2 separate regions of the Homo sapiens genome follow, and region 1 is linked to region 2. A link is a contact called in ENCODE Hi-C or POLR2A ChIA-PET data. All regions are on one chromosome and are shown on one strand. Each heading gives the region's core, a stretch centred on a gene start or an enhancer-like site at or near the end of the contact. The rest is flanking DNA. Distances are from core to core; before and after follow the strand shown.

What was found. Hi-C counts contacts between places; a loop is a spot of excess contacts on that map. ChIA-PET counts read pairs that join two places held with the same protein, here RNA polymerase II (POLR2A).
Region 1: a loop to region 2 is called in a map of posterior vena cava, with 19 times the contacts of the local background. The contact joins two enhancer-like sites. A Hi-C loop is called at or near these places in 1 of 168 maps with a recorded cell type or tissue (posterior vena cava). POLR2A ChIA-PET finds 5 or more read pairs at or near these places in 1 of 52 experiments (B cell).

What each region holds. Positions count from the first base shown.
Region 1 is chr17:21,266,916-21,270,571 of GRCh38, forward strand. No RefSeq gene overlaps it. Among named protein-coding and RNA genes, the nearest start is that of NATD1, 15 kb to the left of the region's middle. RefSeq lists an enhancer at 1,624-1,673. Within about 2 kb of position 1,417, at least 5 of the 41 ENCODE cell types and tissues checked have a DNase peak (open chromatin) inside an H3K27ac peak, as active enhancers do.
Region 2 is chr17:20,205,051-20,208,722 of GRCh38, forward strand. SPECC1 (sperm antigen with calponin homology and coiled-coil domains 1) reads left to right here. Exons shown (of 15, transcript NM_001243439.2): 4 at 1-862. Among named protein-coding and RNA genes, the nearest start is that of SPECC1, 200 kb to the left of the region's middle. Within about 2 kb of position 1,726, at least 3 of the 41 ENCODE cell types and tissues checked have a DNase peak (open chromatin) inside an H3K27ac peak, as active enhancers do.

The DNA.
Region 1 (3,656 bases), core at 167-2,666, 1.1 Mb after region 2:
ATCCCAGCACTTTGGGAGGCTGAGGCGGGTGGATCACAAGGTCAGGAGTTCGAGACCGGCTTGGCCAATATGGTGAAACTTCATCTCTACTAAAAATGCAAAAATTAGTTGGGCATGGTGGCAGGCGCCTGTAGTCCCTGCTACTTGGGAGGCTGAGGCAGGAGAATCACTTGAACCCGGGAGGGGAAGGTTGCAGTGAGCCAAGATCGCTCCACTGCGCTCCAGTCTGGGCGACAGAGCAAGACTCTCTCTGAAGGGAAAAAAAAAAAAAAAAGAGCAAATTGCTCACTCTGAAAGAGATAAAACTAAATGTAACATCTGAATCTTGGCTAGCTCTTAGTTTGAAACAAAAAGTCCAGCCATAAAAGACATTTTGGGGACAACTGGGTAACTTGAATGTGGACTGTGTGTTAGATATCTGTGGAATTACAGTGTTTTTTGCAGTGAGGTAAGCGTATCATGGTCTTGTAGAACGGCCGCCTTCTCAGGGAGTGCATGCTGATGGACTAGGGGCAAAAGGTCACAAAGTCAAAAACTTACTTTCTTTTTTTTGTTTAAATGATTTTTAGATAAAGATCGAGGAGTCAGAGGAGGCCTTGCTATGTTGCCCAGGCTGGTTTCGAACTTCTGGCCTCAAGTGATCCTCCTGCCTTGGCCTCCTAAAGCATTGGGATTACATACGTGAACCACTGCTTCTGGCCAGTAACTTACTTTCAAATGATTCAGGGCCAGGTGTGGTACCTCACACCTGTAATCCCAGCACTTTGGGAGGCTGAGGCGGGCCGATCACGAGGTCAGGAGATTGAGACCATCCTGGCTAACACAGTGAAATCCCGTCTCTACTAAAAATACAAAAAATTAGCTGGGCATGGTGGCGGACGCCTGTAGTCCCAGCTACTGGGGAGACTGAGGCAGGAGAATAGCGTGAACTTGGGAGGCGGCGCTTGCAGTGAGCCGAGATCATGCCACTGCACTCCAGCCTGGGCGACAGAGCGAGACCCCATCTCAAAAAAAAAAAGAAAAAAAAAGATTCCGAAAACAGCACATAGCTATGTGTAGAGAGGGGAGTGTGCACGTGGGCAGAGCTGTCAGCACCGGGCAGGTCGCACCAGATGGCAGCTGTGGATTCTGCTTTTGACTTCCTGTGTGCTTAAATTTTACATAATAAAAATTCAGAGGAAAGGGGGGAAAAAGTGACCACAGGGGTGAAACAAAACATATGGGTGCTAGAAATGGCCCCTGGTTTGTGACATGTCATTCAGCCCAATCCTCCCTCAATGCAAGATGGGAAAACTGAGGCCCAGAGGTGGAGGGAGGGTCTCTTCTCAGAGCGGACTTCCCTCCCTAATTCTGTTTTCCTCACACCGCATGCAAGCAGCTGTTTGGGCAGGAGAGGCTGAGGTGACACTTCCTGTCCCTTTGTCTTTTCTCTTCCTGCCAGAGCTCTGTGAGGGTGGTTCTGTTACAGCCCATTTCACAGAGGTGGAAGCTGAGGGCCTGAGAGCAGAAGTTACTTGCCTGAGTCACACATTGAGTTGGGGTGGGAAACTGGTCCCTAGGCCCCCACCTTCCTCCGATCCCTAGATCAAGGGCAATGGCTTTGGATCAGCAGGCCCGGCCTGGCCCCCAGTTTTGCTGTGTGACCTTGGGTGATTCATCTGACCTCTCTGTGCTGCTCCAGGGGTGAGGAGTTAATGAGGTGACCCATGAGAAGGCTCCTGCCCTGCTGCCCTGCACACGATCAATTCTGTCACATATTCCTCTGTCCCTGCAGTCCCTGGAATCTCAGAATCTCCAGCAATTGCCATGGCCCCCGCCCTGCCTTGCTGCTATTTCCCTCCAGCCTCTGTATAGGTTTCTGCGTGTCTCTTCCTGTCAGGGTTTGCCACTAGCCAGGCTTTGGCCCTGAGGGATGGCATAAACTAGTGGAATTTCAGGCAGCAAGAGGCAGAGCGACTGGGGAGATATATGGGACATTCTCACCCCTTGTCTGGAATGTCCTTTTTCCTACACTCCAATTGGCAAACTCCTATTCATCTTCTGAAGCCCAGGTTAAATATCGTCACTCTGAGGAGCTTTCCCCCATCCTCAGCCCAGGTTGGGTCAGTCACCACCCAGTGGCTCCCGCAGTCCCTCTGAGTGCCACCATTATGTGGGTGTGGGTTTTCTTGCTCCATCGCCTGAGAGGGCCTGGGTTTTGCTCATCCCCCTACCCATTTTAAAGAATGGGAAACTGAGACCAGCCTGTAATCATACAGCAAATGCAGGGCAGAGTCCTGAGGGCGAGAGTGCAGGCAAATCCCGGTCTCACCACAGACTCTCTCTCTCCTTGACCTTGGGCCCATCATGTCACCCCCTGAGCCTTAGTTTTCTTGTGTGTAACATGGCAGTAATGGCCCCAAATGCTCACCGTTTTTTCCCTTCATTGAAAGGACTTCTCTGCTCCTCCCTCAGCTTTAATGAAGGATAATTACATACAATAAAATGCAGCCATTTAAGCGCATGGTTTGATGATGTTTGACACATGTATACGGTTGTGTAACCACCACTACAATCATCATACACAACATTTCCTTCACTCCCAAGTTTCCTTCGGGCCCCTTTGCAGTTGATCCCCTCCCCACCCCAGTCCCTTGCCACTACTGATGGCTCTGTGCCACTGTGGTTTTGCTTTTTCCAGAACGTCCTGTGAATGGAATCGTATTGTAGGTAGCCTTTTGAATCTGGCTTTTTTTTTCCGGCGGAATGCATCTGAGCTCCATCTGCACTGTGGCATGTTTTGGGAGTGCATTCCTTTCCTGTCACCGAGTAGTATTGCATTGATGGATATATACCATGTTTTGTTTATCCCTTTCCAAGTTCATAGACAGCTGAGTTCTTGCTAGGTTTTATCTATTATGGAAAAAGCTGTTACTAACCTTTGTGTTCAGGTTTGTGTGTGTGTGTAAACACAGTTATTTCTCTTGGAAGTGAAATAGCTGAGTCCTAAGTAGGTGTATTTAACTTTATAAGAAACTGCCAAACTGTTTTCCAAAGTGATCCTACCATTTCACATTCCCACAGCAATGTATGAGAGTTCCAGTTTCTGCACATCCTCACCAATACTTGCAATTATCTTTTTTTTTTTGAGACAGAGTCTCACTCTGTCACCCAGGCTGGAGTGCAATGGCGCGATCTCGGCTCACTGCAACCTCTGCCTCCTGGGTTCAAGCGATTCTCCTGCCTCAGCCTGCTGAGTAGCTGGGATTACAGGTGCGCACCCCCACGCCCGGCTAATTTTTGCGTTTTTAGTAGAGACGGGGTTTCACCATGTTGGTCAGGCTGGTCTCGAACTCCTGATCTCGTGATCCACCCAAAGTGCTGGGATTACAGGCGTGAGCCACCGTGCCCGGCCTGGAATTATCTTTTTTTAAATTTTTTTAAATTCTTTGTTTATTTATTTTTGAGAGAGGGTCTTGCTCTGTCACTCAGGCTGGAGGGTAGTGGCATGATTATGGCTCACTGCAGCCTTGAAATCCCAGGCTCAAGTGATCCTCCTGCCTCAGCCTCCCGAACAGCTGGGACCACATGTTGGTGCCATCACACCCAGCTAATTTTTTTTTTTTTGAGACGAAATCTTGCTCTGTCGCCCAGGCTGGAGTACAACGGCGCGATCT
Region 2 (3,672 bases), core at 476-2,975:
TACAGCAGAGACACCCTCAAGGCCCCTGTCCTCCACCAGTAACCCCTTTAAGAGTTCAAAGTGTTCTACTGCTGGGAGTTCCCCAAACAGCGTAAGTGAATTGTCCCTGGCTTCCCTCACAGAGAAGATACAAAAGATGGAAGAAAACCACCATAGCACTGCAGAAGAACTACAGGCTACTCTACAAGAATTATCAGACCAGCAACAAATGGTACAGGAATTGACAGCTGAAAATGAGAAGCTGGTGGATGAAAAGACGATTTTAGAGACATCCTTTCATCAGCATCGAGAGAGGGCAGAGCAGCTAAGTCAAGAAAATGAGAAGCTGATGAATCTTTTACAAGAGCGAGTAAAGAATGAAGAGCCCACCACTCAGGAAGGAAAAATTATTGAACTGGAGCAGAAGTGCACAGGTATTCTTGAACAGGGCCGCTTTGAAAGAGAGAAGCTACTCAACATTCAGCAGCAGTTGACCTGTAGCTTGCGGAAGGTTGAGGAAGAAAACCAAGGAGCTTTAGAAATGATTAAACGTCTGAAGGAAGAAAATGAAAAACTGAATGAGTTTCTAGAACTGGAACGGCATAATAATAACATGATGGCCAAAACTTTGGAAGAGTGTAGAGTTACCTTGGAAGGGCTAAAAATGGAGAATGGATCTTTGAAGTCTCATTTGCAGGGTGAGAAGCAGAAAGCCACAGAGGCCAGTGCTGTGGAGCAGACGGCAGAGAGCTGCGAAGTTCAAGAAATGTTGAAAGTAGCCCGAGCAGAGAAAGATCTACTGGAACTGTCTTGCAATGAGCTCAGACAAGAATTACTAAAGGCAAACGGTGAAATTAAACATGTTTCCAGTCTGCTGGCCAAGGTGAGAAGAGACAGCTCTTTACTGGTATTTGCTCATCCTTGTTCACATTTCTGCCCTTAACCTCTAAATTCACAGAGCACAGAGAAGCATTTGCTTAGTCTGTTTCATTCACGAAGCCAGCATTCCAGCTTGAAGGCCTGTTAGATTGCACACAGGTTGGGATTGGGGGATACAAAAAGGAAACACCCAAATTTCTGATTATGGGCGGTTCAAAATGTGGGGATGTAGAGTCAAATCAGAGTATGATGCAGTGATAAAAGAATATCATACAGCCTATGCCCAGGCTCTAGTCTAGTGCAAAGGAGGGGCATCTGGTGTAACGTGGGGGTTGGGCGTAGCACAGAAGGACTTCCTGGAAGAAATAGCAACTGAGCTGAGTTCTGAAGATTGAGTGGGAGTTTGCCAGTCTGTCAGCATGCTTTTAGCTGCCAGTAACAGAAAATGAAATCACTCCCAATTTTCAACTAAAATATTACCACTATTTTGGTGTTTTCTTCCAGATATATGTGTGTGTATGTGTATCATACAAGTTACACAAATTTATAATCATCCTGTACATGTTATTAACTTTTTTTGCATTTGACATTTTAGAAATATTAAAACTTTTCTCAGCATATTCCTATCATTAAATATTCATTTAAACATTATTTTAAAGGCCAGATACTATTTTAATATAAATATTTCATATTTACCCTGTTGTTGAACATACATGTATTGTCAAACATTTGTGGTCTTTCCAGTCTTTCAATATTATAAATACTTTTTTATATCTATCTTACTGTTTATTTAGGAAAAATTCCTAGACGATGACTTACCGAGTCAAAGAGTATAAACATTTTAAAGACTTTCAACACATTCAGCCAGATTGCCCTTCAGAAATATTATGCCAGTTTATTCATCCTAGCGGTCATGAGATCATGAGCTTTCCTGAGCCTTTGCCAGCACTTGGTATTACATTGTTATATCATTTAAATCTGTTAATCATTTCATTTTTTTAACCTTTTTTGCTTGGGAAGATCTTCCATAGCCCAAGAGCAAATAACTTTTCTCAACACTTTAATCAGCCTGTAATTTTGTTTTTGATGCAAGAATTGTGGTGATTTTATGATATTCTGCCCACCTCCCAGAGCAGTGCTGGAGAGGTGCAGAGAGATGGCCTCCTATTTCTTGTTCCCTCCAAGTTCTGGGTCTGATTTAGGGATCTACTGGCAAGAGAGATTCAAAACATCTTCCTACCTTAGTTTAGGGGTTGTCATTGTTTCAAGGAGCAAATTATGCCATGAGCTCTCAGGGAGATTTTTCTCCACTGCTTCGTCTGTCTTAAGATGAGTCTGTTGCAGCCTGATTCTGCAATTTGGCCATCTGATGAGCTTAGTGGTGGGTCATGTTAAGGAGTTTCTCTCTTTGTCTGTATTCTAAATTTGTAGGTATTTTATTGAAAGTACGGAAGTAATTCCATTAGAGGTTACTAGTCAGGCTTGGCATTGGGTTTTAATATCTTGTGGAGTAAGATTATTCTTTTTTTACTTTAAGATTACTCACTACTCTCTGGCAAAATGTTTTATCTCCCATGTGCACCTTCTTGAAGTTCTTTATCAGTCCCTCTGTGTTTTTGGTAGTTTGGCATTACATTAAATGTGCATATCAGTGAGAAATAATTTGACATCTTAAAAATAGCTTATTTTTTTCTGATCATAAAATATTTTTATTACAGACGATTTAAAAAGTACAGAAAAGTATAAAAAAGAAAAGTATTACCTTTAATTTCACCACTTGGAGAAAAACTGCTAACCTTTTGCTGTATGTCCTTTCAGGCCTTTTCTCAGTTTATACATGTTTGAGCATGCATAAAAACTTGCATTGATATGATTATGATATTTTGTCTTCCTATCCAGAAGAGTAGAGTATGTCTGTCCACATTCCATTACAAAGAATCAGTTGGATTAGTTTATCTATTCCACTATTAATCTGTTTCTGATTAACTTGTTTCTACTTTTATCTTTATTAATTTTTTTGTCTTATTTTTTGTACATTTTGGTTTCTTGACTAAAATTCTTTGTTCATTTAACTTTTTTTTATCCTTGGTTGATAATGAAAGCATTTAAAGTTATAGCTTTGGTAAATAGAGGCAATAAAATCTGGAATCTTCTGGAATAAACTAAATGTAATTTAAAGGAAAGTGTGCATTTTCTGTAGAGTGCAAGGCACAACATATATGTTTAAAATCAAACTGTTATTATTCATGTATCCTACATCTTACTGCATGCTAACTAGAAGTATCAAATACTGATAGTAAGAAGGGAAAGGTCCTAGCTAGTATTTTTAGGTGAGAGTTTGAGGTAAAGATGGGGGCATGCTATCACATAGGGTTTCTTGTATATCTATCAAGACCCTAGGTTTGTGATTTTGTGCTGTCTTATGTGCACAGAGACTGATTTGTAATTGCAGTGGACTTGTAACATACTAATCTTCCTACCCTTTTACATTACTGTAGAAAAAGCAAAACATAGACCTCCTAAATGGACTAATACTGATTGTATCTCTACCACAGACTATCAAGTAATCTGCCAACAACCATGAATTTAAATGATAATACTTAAGAGACTCATGTCCAAAGGATAACAGGAGAAGTTTTAGCACAAAACTATGATGAAGGGTCTAACATGCTGGACTGGGTCCTCTTGACTTACCCAGTGAGCAATGATGTGACCTTGGGCAGGCCCCTTTACATTGTGCAATGTCGAATAGAAGCGTGACGGTGGATGGATCCTGGTCTCGTATCTAATTCCAAGGGAAGCATTTAACATTTA